2 separate regions of the Homo sapiens genome follow, and region 1 is linked to region 2. The links are chromatin loops, found by intact Hi-C in ENCODE. Cell type or tissue: IMR-90. All regions are shown on one strand. Each heading gives the region's core, and the rest is flanking DNA. Links, peaks and the distances in the headings are about the cores only. Region 1 overlaps LYST (lysosomal trafficking regulator). Region 2 has its middle 9.0 kb from the start of B3GALNT2.

Region 1 (9,001 bases), core at 494-8,493, 330 kb before region 2:
CCATCTCTTCTAGACTTTCTAGTTTATGTCTGTAAATGTATTCGTAGTAGCCTTGAATGATCTTTTGTATTTCAGTGGTGTCAGTTGTAGTATCTCCCATTTCATTTCTTAATGAGGTCATTTGGATTTTCTCTCTTCTTTTCTTGGTTAATCTTGCTAATGATATATCAATTTTATTTATCTTTTCAAAGAACCAGCTTTTTGTTTCATTTATCTTTTGTATTTTTTTTGTTTGTTTCAATTTCATTTAGTTTTGCTCTGATCTTGGTTATTTCCTTTCTTCTGCTGGGTTTGGGTTTGCTTTGTTCTAGTTTCTCTAGTTCCTTGAGGTGTGACCTTAGATTGTGCTCTTTCAGACTTTTTGATGTAGGCATTTAGGACTGTGAACTTTCCTCTTAGCACCACCCTTGCTCCATCGCAGAGGTTTTGATAGGTTGTGTCATTATTGTCATTCAGTTCGAAGAATTTTTTAATTTCTATCTTGATTTCGTTTTTGACCCAATGCTCATTCAGGAGCAGGTTATTTAATTTCCATGTATTTGCATGGTTTTGAAGCTTCCCTTTGGAGTTGATTTCCAGTTTTATGCCGCTGTGGTCTGAGAGAGTGCTTGATATAATTTCAGTTTTCTTAAATCTATTGAGACTCGTTTTGTTGCCTGTCATATGATCTATCTTGGAGAAAGTTCCATGTGCTGTTGAATAGAATGTATATTCTGCAGTTGTTGGATGAAATGTCTGTATATATCTGTCAAGTCCATTTGTTCCAAGGTATAGTTTAAATTCATTGTTTCTTTGTTGACCTTCTGTGTTGATGACCTGTCTGGTCATTGGAGTATTGAAGTCCCCCACTATTATTGTGTTGCTGTCTCATTTCTTAGGTCTATTAGTAATTGTTTTATAAATTTGGGAGCTCCAGTGTTAAGTGCATATATGTTTAGGATTGTGATATCTTCCTGTTGGACAAGGCCTTTTACCATTATATAATGTCCCTCTTTGTCTCTTTTAACTGCTGTTGCTTTAAAGTTTGTTTTGTCTGATGTAAGAATACCTTGCTGGCTTTTGGTGTCCATTTGCATGAAATGCCTTTTCCCACCCCTTTACCGTATGTGAGTGCTTATGTGTTAGGTGAGTATCCTGAAGGCAATAGATAGTTGATTGGTGAATTCTTATCCATTCTGTGGTTCTGTATCTTTTAAGTGGAGCATTTAGGCCATTTACATTCAATTTTAGCATTGAAATGTGCGGTATGGTTCCATTCATCATGCTCCTTGTTGCCTCTGTACTTTTGTTTGTTGTTGTTTTGTTTTTGCTTTTTAACTTGCATTTTTGTTCTATAGGCCCTGTGTGATTTATGCTTTGAAGAGGTTCTGTTTTGATGTGTTTCCAGGATTTGTTTCAAGACTTGGAGCTCCTTTTAGCAGTTCTTCTAGTGGTGGCTTGGTGATGGCGAATTCTCTCAGCATGTGTTTGTCTGAAAAAGACTGTATCTTTCCTTCATATATGATGCTTAATTTTGCTGGATACAAAATTCTTGGCTGATAATTGTTTTGTTTGAGGAGTCTGAAGTTAGGGCCCCAATCCCTTCTAGCTTATAGGGTTTCTGCTGAGAAATCTGCTGTTAATCTGATAGGTTTTCTTTTATAGGCTACCTGGTACTACTGTTTCACAGCTCTTAAAATTCTTTCCTTCATCTTAACTTTGGATAACCTCATGACAATGTGCCTACGCGAAGATCTTTTTGAGATGAATTTCCCAGGTGATCTTTATGCTTCTGTATTTGGATGTCTACGTCTCTAGCAAGGCCAGGGAAGTTTTCCTCAATTATCCACCCAGATATGTTTTCCAAGCTTTTAGAATTCTCTTCTTCCTCAGGAACACTGATTATTCTTAGGTGTGGTCATTTAACATAATCCCAGACTTCTTGGAGGCTTTGTTCATATTTTCGTATTCTTTTTTCTTTGTCTTTGTTGGATTGGGTTAATTCGAAGACCTTGTCTTCGAGCTCTGAATTTCTTTCTTCTACTTGTTTAGTTCTATCGCTGAGACTTTCCAGAGCATTTTGCATTTCTAAAAGTGTGTCCAAAGTTTCCTGAATTTTTTATTGTTTTTTTTCTTTATGCTATCTATTTCTTTGAATATTTCTCCCTTCACTTCTTATATCATTTTTTGGATTTCCTTGCACTGGGCTTCACCTTTCTCTGGTCCCTCCCTGATTAGCTTAATATCTAACCTCCTGAATTCTTTGTCAGGTAAATCAGGGATTTCTTCTTGGTTTGGATCTATTGCTGGTGAACTAGAGAAATTTTGGGGGGGTGTTGAAGAGCCTTGTTTTGTCATATTACCAGGGTTGGTTTTCTGGTTCCTTCTCATTTGGGTAGGCTCTGTCAGAGGGAAGGTCTAGGGCTGAAGACTGTTGTTCAGATTCTTTTGTCCCACGGGGTGTTCCCTTGATGTAGTATACTCCTCCTTTTCCTATGGATGTGGCTTCCTGTGAGCCGAACTGCAGTGATTGTTGTCTCTCTTCTGGGTCTAGCCACCCAGCGAGTCTCCCTGGCTCCAGGCCGGTACTGGGGGTTGTCTACACAGAGTCCTGTGATGTGAACCATCTATGGGTCTCTCAGCCATGGATACCAGCGCCTTTTCTGGTGCAGGTGGTGGAGGGTGCAGTGGACTCCGTGAGGGTCCTTAGCTTTGGTGGTTTAATGCTCTATTTTTGTACTGGTTGGCCATGTTTTAATGCTCTATTTTTGTGCTGGTTGGCCTCCTGCCAGGAGGTGGCGCTTTCCAGAAAGCATCAGCTGTAGTAGTACAGAGAAAGATATGCGGTGGGCAGGGCCCTAGAACTCCCAAGATTAAATGCCCTTTGTCTTTTGCTACCAGGGTGGATAGGGAAGGACCATCAGGTGGGGGTGGGGCTAGGTGTGTATGAGCTCAGCAGCTCCTTGGTTGGGTCGTGCTGGGGCTGCTGTGGGGAATTGGGGGTGAGATTCCCAGTTTACTGGAGTTGTGTACTTAGGAGGATTATGGCTGCCTCTGCTGAGTCATGAAGGTTGTCAGGGAAGTGGGGGAAAGCCAGCAGTCGGAGCCCTCACCCAGCTCCCACGCAAACAGAAGGGCCACTCTCACTCCCACCGTGTCCCCCCTAACTGCCGGGAGTCTGTTTCCAGGCTGAGGGCTAGATGGGCTTGAAAACTTCCCCGAGGCTATCCACCTCTCAGCTACGAAAGAAAAGGGCTTTAGTTCTTCCTTCCACCTGTGAAGTCTGCGAGCTGGATTTGCACCCTCCCCGGAGTTCTGGCCAGCAGGCTTCTCACCGCGTTCAAATTGTTAGAAAGTTAGGCTAGAGAATTCCTTTCCCTGTGGGGTTTTACCCCCTGCTCCTCTAGCCACCCTCCCAATGGATCCTTGTGGTGCCAGGCAGGAATGGGCTACTTAAGGACCCAGGGAGCTCCCAGGGCCTTTCTGCTGCATTCTCTACCCCTGTAATTCACTAGGCTTGGCTCTCTAACTTGATTCAGCTCAGGTAAGGTCAGAAACTTCTCCAGCAAACAGACCTTCAGCTTCTCCAGTGGGGGTGTGTGTTCAGGAGAGGAGGGTCTCCCTTTCCCACTTGCACAGTTGGGGCACTCACAGTATTTGGGGGTCTCCTGGGGCCTGCAGGAGCAATCCGCTTCCTTCAGAGGGTCTGTGGGTCCTCTCGGGATTGCTGGTTTGTTCTTGCAGTGGATCTGGAGCTCAAATTCACAATGCAAGCCACCACATGCTGCTCTGTCCAGAGCTGCAATCTAGTCCTGCCTCCCTTCGCCATGATCCCAGGAGCTCCTCTCTTTAGTTAGGAATCATTCTGATGGTTATTGCTTAACACATCTAGTATTGACTAAAAAGTTACACAGTAAAGCTTAGATTAACAGATATTTTCTTGCTTAAATATTGTACAGTTCAACTGATATGTTTTAACTGGCTTATTCTTTAAAGAGAATTATATTAATCTGAACAAGTGCAGTTTCCCCCTCCCCCTCTTTGGTCCCCTTCCCCCCACCAGTGTCCTGCATTTCAGACATATAGTTCTGTGTTGTAGTCTAAAAAGTTTGTAGAGAGAGGTTTAAAAATCTTGTTTCCAGGTGTATGTATTACAATCCAGTGGACTTGAGTAAAGGTTCTGGATACCATTTAGAGGTAGTATTTAGTGTTAGGGAAACGCCTTTGCCTGTTGTCTAATTTCTAATCGACAGAAGAAGAAAGGCTATGTATCTTCTAAACTTGCTTATTTCAGTTTTAGTTAATTACCCCCCAAAACATATGTAACTCCAAGACAACTGGGATAGTAGAGTCCAGTGACTAATCATTTCTGTGACCTTGGACCTGTAGGCCTCAGTTTTTCTCAACTGTAGAATGTGGGGTTAGAGAATATGATATCTAAAATTTCTGCCATTATGACAACATAAGATTCTAAGTTATTCATGTTTATTCCTTTATTCATGTCATTTATGAAATGATATAAATGGTGTTATCTTTTTTTCTCATAAAGATTTTTTATTTTTACTGATGTGTTGTAAAGACTATATGAGATCTTTGAGAAAGTTGCTAATCAATCTATCAATATATATTAAACTCTGGAGAGCTGGGATTTAGAATAGTTAAATCCATATAAACTAACCTTTATTTTCAAGAAGGCTGCTTCAAATCATGGCAGATTTTGATTTAACAGAATTTATTGGGCACTTATTATTCTGTACATTATTTTGCCTAATTCTTAAAATAACCCTGATTTATCACAGTCTCCTCTTTGGCACATAACATTTTTGAAAAAAAGTCTTTCCAATGGCAACTTCTCTAATACTATTGAATTGAGAAAATTAGGCAAGCACGTAGTGTTACTTTAAAAGGGAATTTTCCAGGATTTTTTGGCATTTGGTGAAAGACTAACAAGTCTTTTGGGTGTTACTGTTTGATGAGGAAAAAGTATGCTTTCTAATCAACCTATAAGAATAAATATCATTATTATAACCTTTTTTGTTGTTTTTTCCTTTTACTTCTTTTTTTTCTTGTGGAAGCCACAAGACAAGGAAAAAGCAGAAAATACAGGGACTTCCTATTTTTTTTTTCAGTGCTTCCCTGGAAATAGCGTTATGAAACAGAACATCATTTTCCTCACACTGATCTGAGGAAAGCTTGCAGTGATCTTTTTCTTCCTTCAGATGGCACTGTCTGTCATAAGGTGTGCAGCTAGTACTGAGCATTTACATAGAGCTATAAAATTTGTCAACAATGTTTACTGAGGTTATATAATTTCTTAGGCTCCACATAGCAACTCTGTGGGGTAGTTTATGGAAGAGGCAGCCAAACTTCACACAGCTCTGTGTGACTAGCTAGTAATTGCTAGATTCCTGATCTGCGGCTTCTGGGTCCTATTTCACTACTGTCATGATGCCTACTGTATGTATATCCCACTATTCAGAACAGATTCATAAATAGTGAAAATAGAATGAGCTGGAGCATATTAATAAATATCTATTAAAATATTTACTTAATAAATAAATATTGGAATTAATGAATTTATGAAAAAGGGAACTGTAGCACAATGGACCCCTTTCCCTTCTTATCACTGTGGCCACTGGCTATTTGATATTTATTGAAAAGGAAACTCAGCCACCTAGGGACCATTTCTTGCCCTGTTGTTGAGCTTGAGATTTTATTTTCAGTGGTACATGTAATGTCCTTGGTAGCATTGTCTAGAACACAGACATGACAAGGCATCTAAAAATGCCATTATATGAGGAGCTGCCCTAAAAGTGAAGAATATATGTGGTCATGACTTGCTGTGAGGGGCGGGTGTAGTAGTTCTCTGTGTCAAGAAGATAAATGCATGAAAATCCACAAGACTGAGGGTGATAGCTTAATTCTGTAATCTTTTAGGTGGATAATAAGTTGTGGAAATTAATCACAGAACTGGAACAGAGCTAAGATATCAAAGTTAACTATCCAGATGTCTGCAGGAAGTCTCATTCAATGAAAGCAGAGCCACTGTTGACTGACTTTAGTGACCATTTCATTTCCAGAAGGTAAAGGAAATAATCCAGGGAACCAGTACTCTTGAGTCTATCTTTGACCTAACTTGACTACGAGGGGCTTAATTAGACAAGTTAACCTAATGAAAATCCTGAGAGAGAGGCCACGCCATTCATTCGGCAAATGAGTAGAATCGAATGCCTGCTGTTAGCTGTGTTCTGTTCTAGATGCTAGAGATTTAGCAGTGAATACAACAGACAAAATCTCTGTCATTATAGGGCTTTCATTTTAAGAACTTACAATGATCTGTTGTCCAAAAATACTAGCTTCATGGTTACTTAACTGCAAGGACCTTAACTTTCACTTCACTTTAGACATCTGCTTGCAGGGCCACACTGTGGATGTTGTCATCTGGGACCGCTTGTTTCAGAAATCTAAAAATTCTAACATCTTCATTCCCACATTGTGTACTCTTCAGTCTGGTAGAGATCCACACTTCCTTGATTGCCTGGATTTTCTGCTTGTCTATCAACATTTATTTTCCTGGCCTCTTTCTTTTTCCTACCCAGTCTGTGTCTCATTTTTGGCCATAAGGACTGTTCTTCCACCCATACCCTTGGGTCCCCTTCACTTATGCTTCTGCTGCCTCCACCCACCAAAACTCCCATTTCCAGATCAGTGATAACAGTCTGCACTGTCTATTATTAGACCCAAGCAGCTGAATCCTGCTGGTGAATCTGAAATAGCTGAAAAAATCCATACCACCAGAAATTCATGGTTTTCCACCTCTGCTAAGCTAGTAGCCAACCAGTAAATTATTTTGTCTGTCATCACTACTTTCCCCCATTTGACTATTCTTCCAATAATTATTCTAAATTACTTAGCCTTTAGCCCCCAATCTCTAGACTCTCTTCTTTAAGCAGACAACTTTGCCTATTACTTGAATGAAAAAATTGAGCCAGTCATTCTTGAGCTCCCTCAGTTTCTGGCCTTCCACCTGTTTTCTATATCTGCAATTCTCCTTACCTCCTTTCCCTCAGCCTCAGAGGATGATGTGTCCCCTCCTGCTTCCCCGCCCCAGCCTAACCTCTTCACCTATACCCTTGATCCAATCCACACTTATTTTCTCCATGAATTTTGTCCTTCATTCATTCGTTCTCTTGCCCCTGTCTTCAGTATCTTCCCTTGTGCTGGCTGCAGTGGTATGCTAGTAAAGTGGCTCTCCTGGAGAAAGAAACAAAAAAGACCCTAATGTGTAGCATTTGCCCATTTCCATGATGGAAATACTCTCACCATGATGATTTTAAGCTACCAACATGGTGCCAGTGATGCTGGGAAGAAGTACACACAATCAGAGCTGATAGGAGATGGCTGGCCACGCCGCACCACCTCTTATTTCTTATAGCCTAAAAATACGGTTCTTCCAATTCTTTAAAAAATACAAATACTTGAAAAAAAAAATTCCTTAACCTATGCCTCCTTCTCCAGCTCCTCTCTATTTTCTGTTTTTCTTTTCTAATCCTGCCTTCTCAGGAGAGTCTATACTTGCTATTTCCTTATTCGGTCTGGTATTGGAAACCATGAGATGGAGTTAAGGATAGTTGTTGAGAAGGTATACATTTTGAGCATTGCTGAAATTGGAATGAAAGGCATGGTGGATTTAGTCTCAGTAGTCACTGTAAAGAAGTTAGTCACTGGCCTAATAGACAGAGGACTCAGCTCACCTGGTGTGGAGTGGTTTTGCCCTGACAGCAGACTCTGCACACGTGCCTCAGTTCTTCTTGTGTGTTCTTCGCAGGTGACAGTACCATTTATCCAGTTAACCAAGCCAGTATTCAGAGAGTTGTCCTGATCCCTCCCTTACCACTCACTTCTCCATCCAATTAATCACCAAAATTGTGCTCATTTTAATTCTTGGATATTTAATAAAATTATATTATTCTACTGTTGCTTTAGAAAAAAATATCCTTACCATTTGCTTGGAGTATGACGCCAGTCTCCAAATTGGTTTTCATGCAGCTAGAGTTTTCTCCATAAAATGTGTCTTCCACATTGCCACTAGAATGACCTATGTGTTCAAGATTGACCATGCCACTCACATGTTCAAAATAATTCATGGGCTTCCTGTCACCTGTAGCAGTGAGTCTCAGCCCTGACTGTTCATTAGAATCACCTATGAAGCTTGTTAAAAATACCGATGTTTAGGTCTTGCTGTGGGTTTAGCAGATTAGGTTCTCTGATCATGGGGCCTAGACAAACTCTATAGGTGATTCTGATAAGACTCACTAGCCAATAGATTAAAGCCCAAGGTTCTTAGCATAGTGTACAAAAGCCTTTCACCATCTGGTCTTTGCCAGCCACTCCCTCCATCCTCACTTTTCCTGTTTCTCATTTTGTAGTTGTGATACCAAACTTACTGTAATTTCTTCAGTGACAACTTGAGCTGCTGTTTCCATCTCTAATGCTTTTCTTCCCTTCTTTTCTCCCTTTACCTGTACAACTTCAATTTATTCTTCATGAAGCTTCCCTGGCCACTCAAATTGGGTTAAGTGCCCCTTAGCAGTACATAGTACCCTATATATTGATTTGCCTTTGCCACCGTAATGTAATCTTCTTGAGGGCAGAGACTGGAATTACTTTATGTTCTTAGTGTCTGATACAAAGTGGTTGTTTTGTAAATGATAGCTGGCAGACTAATAAGCAGGAAGAGGAATATGGAACAAAGCCGGAATATAGAGAATTGGAGTACAGAGTTCCTAAAATTCGAAGAAAAGGTAGGTAAGATGCCAGAGATAGTCTCTTGAAGGGAAAGTGGTTACAAGGTGATAATAGGCAGTATCTCTACTGAACAATTGGAAATAATATGTGAAGGAAAGGGAGAGGGAACATGGCCACATGAACTGATGATTTATTTTATTTATTTATTTATTATTTTATTTTATTTTATTTTATTTCATTTTATTTTATTTTTTGAGACAGAGTCTCGCTCTGT
Region 2 (9,001 bases), core at 273-8,272:
AATCAGAGGAGAGGAGGGTACGAACAAATCTCTTTCTGTGTGCATAAACTCAAATCACGCTATTAAGTTGTGAAAAGAAATATTAAGGACCAATCCTTTTAGAAACCTTTCAGATGAGCCAAAGTGGGAAAAGTCTAGAATCTGTCCTTGAAAGGGATTTAGTATATACTCAAAGTAGGACTGGGGTGATTGAAGACCATTAAGCACTAATGAGAAAGAGACCAAATTTTACTTAGGATTTTTTAAATTTGCTCATTAGAACAATATTTATTTATTCATTTATTTATTTATTTTTCATTGAGACGGAGTCTCCCACTGTTGCCTGGGCTAGAGTGTAATGGCGCGATCTCGGCTCACTGCAACCTCTGCCTCCCTGATTCAAGTGATTCTCCTGCCTCAGCCTCCTGAGTAGCTGGGATTACAGGCGCCCACCACCATGCCCAGCTAATTTTTTGTATTTTTAGTACAGACAGGGATTCACTATGTTGGCCAGGCTGGTCTCGAACTCCTGACCTCGTGATCCACTTTCCTCGGCCTCCCAAGGTGCTGGGATTATGGCCACGTATTTCATTTTTTAAGAGTGTCTCTTTTAAACGTGATTCACTTTATGGAATCCTACTGCCCATTAGAGCATGGAAAGCTCCTTTTGTCCATGTCACAGGGCGAATTACTTCATCGTGTTGAATATACTGAGTGTCCCAAGAAGTTTTTCTTCCCAGTGACATGGCTGCTTTCTTCCTTGATTACTGTCTGGATTATTTCTAAGCCTTTGAATTGACCTCTTTGCTTTCAATACACCTCACCTTGATTCATTTTACACACAGTCATTGGTCATTCTTGGTTTCACTGTCACCAAGTCTCCTGTTAGGTATGCAAGAGCTCTGTGTGACAGCCTTTACTGTAATCAGCCTGTGGGGCACAATGCAAACAAATCGGCATTTCCCTACCTACCCACTGAAACTGAGCCACATGGAGGGGCTGTGTGGCTGCCAGTCAGATGCATTAAGGCACCAGGGGCAGGAGTTTCAAATGTGAGCTGCGTATGGGAAGGCCCAAGAACAGTCTCTGAATGCAGAACAAGTTGATGGAGACTGCTGGAGAGGAAGGGATAGCAGTGATTACTTATTTAGCCGTGAGGTCTCCTGAGCGACACTGGGAGGCTGGCTCATTGTTAATTTTTTTGTTTTACTATAATTATTTATAATTTTAGTAAATTGTAAGTAATTTACTAAAGTAAATAATTATAAAAATGCAAATCTGGGTTTTGAACTCAAATTTGTCTGCTGGACCTACAGAGAGTAATTTGATTCTATTTTTCCTCTTACAGAGATTTCTGATTTTTAAATGTTATGACATTAGATACTGCCAAGATTGCCTGAATAATGTGTGCTCTTTCACTTTGCCATTTTGAACTTCTAAAATTTTAGACCTTTGGACACCCAAAGAAGTCTTTAGGTTTCTTTTTAAAAAGAAATTAGGTGGTAATGCCTGCAAACCTGCCAGTTATTCTTTCCAGGGGGAAACCTACTTGTGTTTGTTCTTTGTGTACCTTCCCCCACTAGAATGGAAGCTCCGTGAAGACAAGAACCAAGCTTGTTTGGTTCTCATTTGTAACTTTGATGGTTCTAGGCATGCAAAGACACCGAGTAAATGTTTGTTGAATGAATGAATGAATGAATGAATGAATGAATGAATGCTATCCAACTTGGGCAAATTTTTGCAATACGTAAACTTCGTTTCCATGGTGATATCATACCCCATTTTTTTCCCTTCCAGTGGTCTTAATCATTTCCAGCACCCACCTCCCGCCAGCTCTCCTCCCCATACTCCTCTCTTTATATTTCTCAAACTTACTACAAACTTTAGCCATTGAAATATGCAAGAACCAAGAAGTCAACCAGCTAATGAACAAATTAGTCTGTGATACTGGCAGAAAGCCAGGACTTCCCTTAATAATAAGGGCATTTTAGGAAGTCTTATAGAGACAATGAATGCTTCTCATTTGTGATCTCATTAGTGACTCTAGTTTTGACAATGGCTGGCCAAAGGATACTTTTCAGCTACTATAATCTACTGTAATGTACCAAGTCACCTATATGGAGTAGACATCTTCCAGGACTGAGGCCACATTCCATGATATTTGATGTGATTGATATTGTGGATTGCTTTTAGAGTTTGCTTTACGCTAATGAGGATAGAAAGAGGAAATAAAGAAAGCAACCGAGTTCATTAAACGAAAAAGGCAGAGGACTCTCAGGAGAAGGAATTTGAATTCTAGCACTTATCCAAACATGCAAAGAACCCCCTCTGGTCCCCAAATTTCCTTGTAAGAAAACTGCTCTCTGTGTCAAGCAGTGCCTAGAATATTGGATCTGAGACGTAAAGTTGAAGAATTACTGAATTAAGGTATGACCAAGGCTTTTTTGGTTTTGTTGTTTTAAAGCAATTCTTAAAATTAATATTTTTCCTTAATCATTTGAGATATATTTTCCAAAGGTTGAGGTTGCATATGCCACATTTTAATCTGGATGTCTTCATATTCATGTTTAGGGAAAAGAATGAAAATAACATGTATAAATTTTACCAATATGTTTTCTCATTTAATATTCAAAACAATCCACTGAAGTATATCCTGTGAGTCTCATTTCACAGATTAGGAATCTGAGACCTAGAGGTAAAGTGCTTGCCATGCTCAAGGCCACACAGCTAATAAATGCAAATCTGAGTTTTGAACTCAAATTTGTTTGCTGGATCTGCAGATAATATTTTGATTCTGTTTTTTCTCTGACAAAGATTTCTGAATTTTAAATTTTATGACATTAGATTCTGCCAAGATTCCCTGAATAAGGTGTGCTCATTCACTTTACCATTCCGAACTCCTAAAACTTCTTATCTTTAGACATCTCTAGTCCTATCTTTGATAACAAGAAATTTGCTGTTATGTGTCATAGGTTTTTGGTTTGTTTGTTTTGTTTCTTTTTTTGAGACAGAGTCCCACTCTGTTGCCCAGCAGGCTGGAGTGTAGTGATGTGATCTCGATTCACTGCAACCTCTGCCTCCTGAGGTTCAAGTGATTCTCCTGCCTCAGCCTCCTGAGTAGCTGGGATTACAGGTGCACGCCACCACGCCAGGCTAATTTTTGTTATTTTTTTTAGAGATGGCATTTCACCATGTTGGCCAGGCTGGTCTCGAACTCCTGACCTCAAGTGATTCGCCCGCCTCAGCCTCCTGAAGTGCTGGGATTACAGGCGTGAGCCATGGCGCCTGGCCTATAGTTTTTTAAAATGTTTATAATCTTCAATAGCAAGGTCCCCCAAAGTCTACTGAAGCTAGACTTGACTGAAAATTTATATACACAAATAAGAAATGTGTGCATATAGCAATGCGTGTGCTAAAACTGAAGGGATAGGCCAGACACAGTGGCTCACACCTGTAATCCAAGCACTTTGGGAGGCCGAGGTGGGCAGATCATTTGAGGTCAGGAGTTCAAGACCAGCCTGGCTAACATGGTGAAACCCCATCTCTACTAAAAAAAAATACAAAAATTAGCCAGGCGTGGTGGTAGGCACCTGTAATCCCACTCGGGAGGCTGAGGCAGGAGAATCTCTTGAACCTAGGAGGCGGAGGTTGCAGTGAGCCGAGATTGTGCCATTGCACTCCAGGCTGGGCAACAGAGCGATACTCTGTCTCAAAAAAAAAGAAGTGATAAAACTAATGGAAATTATTCTGTATTAGGAAGAAGATGGAAGTTCATCATTTTAAAGATAAAATGGCTCAGTGTGAAAATGCAACATATTTTATAATTACCCAAAAATTATTTTTTCTTTGAGAACCAAGAGATATTCTTTTTCACAAAAACGTGTATGAATTTTCCCAAAGTAAAATCTAAGTTGAAATCTCCTATTTTGAGTTTAAGCCTGTGGAGCTAACCTTTACCAATCTTAGTTGCCATCCAAAATCTCTAATTAAATTTTTCTCAAAAACCAAACCAAACCAAACCAAACGAGGCAAAAAGAGGCAAGCTCTTTACTGCCACCTACCGTCAGAAAAAAATAGCCCACTAAGTGTAAGGATAAATGACTTGCATGGAAAACTTGAGGCGTGGACAGGGAGACCATATGGTCTGGTTTGCAGATAGTTCCTGTTGTCTTGACATTTATCCATTTTAGCATTTGTCCTGCCCCCTTTTTCTCTCAAAACCTTGATTTAGATTACAAATTATATGGTTGTTACTGGCTGTTTCCATACATCACTTAAAATACTCAAGTCAGGCTTATCTCTCCCATCTAAATGCACACACACACTTCTTCAATCAGAGCCCTCTTCCCAGCTCCCATTCTTTCTCGTTCTGATCTTCATGACCAAACTTCTCAAAATAGTAATGCACACACCATTTCCACTTCATTACTTCTCATTCACTCCTCAACTCACAGTACTCTCCCTTCTGCTCTACCTATTCCTCGAAACTGCTAGTTACCTGGCCACTCTCAAATCAGCAGACACATTTCTGCCTTGATCTTGCTTCATATGTTGTCAACAGGCATGAGCCACCACGCCCGGCTAATTTTTGTTTTTGTTTTTTTTAGAGACAGTGTTTCACCATGTTGGTCAGGTTGTACGCTGTCGTCTGCACTCCCTCTGCCATCTTACATCTTGTCTTGGGTGACACATCCTCCTGTTTTCCTCCTATAGTCTGGATTCTTGTCAATGTCCTTTATAATTTTAACTTCCTCTGCTCACACCTAAATGTTGGTGTCTCCCTTCATCATCGCTCTACAGACTATGCCTGGGTAATCTCACCTTGTGAGTTCTACTGCAATCAACTTGCTAAAGATTCCCAAATTCATTGATTCACTCATTCATTCACTGTTTGTTCAATAAATATTTATGGAGCACCTACAAAATGCCAGTGACTTCTCCAGGTTCTGGGATATATCAGGGAACAAAACGGGAGGGAAAATTTCTGCCCTGTGTAGACAGTAAGACAATAAACCGCAAACAAAATAAATAAGTAAATTGAACAGTATGTTTAAGAGTGATAAGTGACACATGGCAGGTCGCAGTGGCTCACGCCATTAATCCCAGCACTTTGGGAGGCCGAGGCAGGCGGATCACAAGGTCAGGAGTTTGAGACCAGCCTGACCAACATGGTGAAACCCCACCTCTACTAAAAATACAAAAATTAGCTGGGCATGGTAGTATGCACCTGTAATCCCAACTACTCAGGAGGGTGAGGCAGGAGAATCGCTTGAACCCGGGAAGTGGAGGTTGCAGTGAGCCGAAATCACACCACTGCACTCCAGCCTGGGCAACAGAGTGAGACTGTCTCAAAACAAAACAAAACAAAAAAAGAGTGATAAGTGATACAGAATAGAGTAATAGAGATTGGGGATGGTGGAGCAGGGTTTTTTAATAGAAGGGACAGGGAAGGCCTCATGGAAAAGGCAACATTTTAGTTGACTTGAAGAAGAAGAAGGAATAAGCTATGAAAATATCTGGAAGAAGAGCAGAAGAAACAAAGTGCAAAGATCCCGAGGAAAGAATGTACCTGTCCTATTCTCGGGATGGAAAGGAGGCCAGGATGGTTCTGGAGCAAACTGAATGAGAAGGAGGGGAATAGAGGATGAGGTTAGAGGGGTTCAGGCCTGCAGATGACAACGGCCTGCAGATGACAATGGCCTACAGATGACAACGGCCTGCAGATGACAACGGCCTACAGATGACAACGGCCTGCAGGCCACTGTAAGGGACTCTGGTTTCCCTGTGAGAGAACAGAACTGGAGAGCCATTTGCAGGGTTTTAGGTAGAGAAATGACATCATCTTTCATGTCATTTAACAGAATCGCTGTCTTAGGTCAGGTTCCCATGGAAACATACTCTGAAACACGGGTTGTATACAGGTTTACTGGGGACTGCTCTTGGGAATGCCGGTAAGGGAGTGAGGAAAGCAGAATTGGGCGGAGGGAGAAGTTGGACTGTGACGCAGTTGCAAGAGAGGCCACGGGATGGCTCTTCAGAGTTACCCACATCTTTACACCGTTCCTTGAGTAGTCACTGGATGCAGGTTGTCTCTCAGGAGGGAGCTGTACCCTTGGGTGAGGCAGCCACCTTCAGCCAAGGGCAGTTCCCAGAGAGAGAGATTCAACTGAGACTCCTTTGCAGTCAACATTTTCCATCCTGAATTGGGGAGATGCACCACAGCATCTTAGAGTCGGCCTCTGCACCCTCAGATAGATCAACTCCATATAGAAGCACCCAGGATCCCTCTTCCATCTTCTGGTTGGCTCTTGCTACTGCAGCTTTTCTCAAGACTTGAATGATACTCATCATCTCCTCCGCTACTCCACACGGTAGATTTTTCCCCACCCCCAGTCAGTCTATTCACCACACAGCAATGTGAGTGTTCCTGCTAACACATAAGTCAGATCATGTCACTCCTTTGCTTAAAACCCACCATGTAGGCTGGGTGCGGTGGCTCATACTTGTAATCCCAGAACTTTGGGAGCTGGGCCGGCGGATCACTTGAGGTCAGGAGTTCAAGACCAGCCTGGCCAACATGGTAGAACCCCATTTCTATTAAAAATACAAAATGGCTGGCCATGGTGGTGCACGCCTGTAATCCTAGCTACTCTGGAGGCTGAGACAGGAGAATTGCTTGAACCCAGGAGGCAGAGGTTGCAGTGAGCTGAGATCGCGCCACTGCACTCCAGCCCAGGTGACAGAGCAAGACTCTGTCTCAAAAAAAAAACAAAAAAACAAAAAAACAAAAAAAAACAAAACCCCACCATGTAACTACTCCCCTTTCATTTCGGAGTAAAAGCCCAAATCCTTATCATGATTTATATCATATTCTTGCTAGGGACTACATCATCCCCGATTATTCTCCTCACCACTCACTCTGTTCCTGTTACACCAACCTCCCTCCTTGAGCACATTTTTGAAGGACAGTTTGGCAGTGTCTATTTTCCTACTCTTCTTGGAGAAGCCCGAGTCAAGATGCTTTCAGACTGAAATGTTAATGATTCTGTCTGCTAGTGTAAAGGTTGTCTTCTGCAAAGATTATCTGGTCGTCATATCACAGGCATTTAATTTAAAAGAATTCAACCATTGGCTTAAAAAAGAAAGAGAAGCAATCATTTAAATAGCACGCATTACTAGGGCAGCGTGTACCCACCCGAGGCAGAGTGCCAGGAGTCCTGAAAAGAATATCTGAATGATTTTAAGGTTTCCCAACTATTCACCAAAAAAAAAAAAAAAGTGAAATTTGTTGATTAAGTGACCAGGCAAGATGGTTTCCTTGAGGAAGAAAGTGAACAACTAAAGCCTGACGAGAAACTTTAATGATAAAGAATTAGAGGGCCAGGCACAGTGGCTTATGCCTGTAATCCCAGCACTTTGGGAGGCTGAGGTAGAAGGACCGCTTGAGGTCAGGAGTTCGAGACCAGCCTGGGCAGCATAGTGAGAGCTCATCCCTACCAAATAAGTAAATAAGAATTAGAGGAATAAAAAAATACTTTTACAGAATTACATATACAAAAACATACATACTATATATTTTAAACTAAGAGATGTTCAAGGGCAATTTTTATTTCACTGGCTGATCGAATTGGGCCCTGTACTAGAGAAAAGAGAACCAGCAAGAAGTGACCCTCATATGGAAGGGATGAGAAGGCGCTTGGAAGTGTCATTAAAGGGCTGGGGTAAGGCTTAAGGCAAGAGATAGCCAGTAGGGACCTCTATTGGGGGACCATAGGAGCAAGTTTATCTCATATCAAGTTAAAAGTTTTCTGTCTGTATCTTCTCAGGCTAAATTCTTGTATTTATTTATTTTTTTGAGACGGAGTTTCACTCTTGTTGCCCAGGCTGGAGTGCAATGGTGCCATCTCGGCTCACTGCAACCTCCGCCTCCTGGGTTCAAGCAATTCTCCTGCCTCAGCCTCCCGAGTAGCTGGGATTACAGGCATATGCCACCACTCCCGGCTAATTTTGGATTTTTAGTAGAGATGGGTTTTCTCCCTGTTGGTCGGGCTGTTCTGGAACCCAGACCTCAGGGGATCCGCCCGCCTCAGCCTCCCAAAGCACTAGGATTACAGGGGTAAGCCACCGCGCCCGGCCAATCCTTTTACAAGTCTGTTAAACATGCCAGCCATGTCTTAGCTGTGACTGGGGGATAAACGGAGGCACTATGTCTGTGTTTCGGGTCAAAGCAGAAGAATCTGGGGCTGTGGCCTCGAGAAGTGGTTATGAGTTGAGGTGGTTGATAGAGAACACTAGAGCAGTCTGGAACAAGAGGTGGCAACGAGACTGATGATGACCTCGTGGAAAAGAGAACACGCCTTGGTACTTAGAAATATTGAGAGAGGGGACTAGAATTTCTGGAGTTATACAGGTTAAGGGGACAGATTGCATACATGGGGATTGAAAAGGAGGGTGATTCCTCCCTTTCCATCACTGGAAAAGTAAAGAAATTTGGAAAAATTCAGAATATATATACAAGAAGAAATATCTGGGCTATAGTGGCTAAGTCTGGAAAGAAAGATTGGGGTGGGCTGAAGGATTCTAACATTATATATTTTGTTTACACTTGTATTACATTACTTGTGTTTGTTATGATAACCATGCATTAGTTTTTTATTAAACATAAGGTTTAGGGGAAAGTCGAATAACTATACAAATTATTATAAAATTCATTAGAAATAGGCCGGGCTCACGCCAGTAATCCCAGCACTTTGGGATGCCAACGCGGGTGGATCACCTGAGGTCAGGAGTTCAAGACCAGCCTGGCCAACATGGCAAAACCCTGTCTCTACAAAAATACAAAAATTAGCCTGCTGTGGTGGTGCGCTCCTGTAGTCCCAGCTACTCGAAAAGCTGAGCCAAGACAATTGCCTGAAACTGGGAGGCAGAGGTTGCAGTGAGCCCAGACCTGGATGACAGAGCGAAATTCTGTCTCAAAAAAAAAAAAAAATATATATATATATGTGAGAAATAAAGAGTATTG

What was found. Peaks named below come from ENCODE experiments on the same cell type or tissue, not always from the same donor. Only the 100,000 strongest peaks of a DNase experiment are listed, where the experiment ranks them.
Region 1: it touches region 2 in a loop (6-fold over the local background); 14 of 110 quality-filtered maps call a loop at or near these places.

What each region holds. Positions count from the first base shown.
Region 1 is chr1:235,839,785-235,848,785 of GRCh38, reverse strand. The region is part of intron 1 of LYST (lysosomal trafficking regulator); the gene reads left to right. Among named protein-coding and RNA genes, the nearest start is that of MIR1537, 8.8 kb to the left of the region's middle. RefSeq lists an enhancer at 6,485-6,684. In IMR-90, for the core only: a CTCF peak has its summit at 5,202 (motif pointing right); a DNase peak (open chromatin) is centred at 5,195.
Region 2 is chr1:235,508,991-235,517,991 of GRCh38, reverse strand. No RefSeq gene overlaps it. Among named protein-coding and RNA genes, the nearest start is that of B3GALNT2, 9.0 kb to the right of the region's middle. In IMR-90, for the core only: CTCF peaks have their summits at 4,036 (motif pointing left) and 6,321 (motif pointing left); a DNase peak (open chromatin) is centred at 4,041.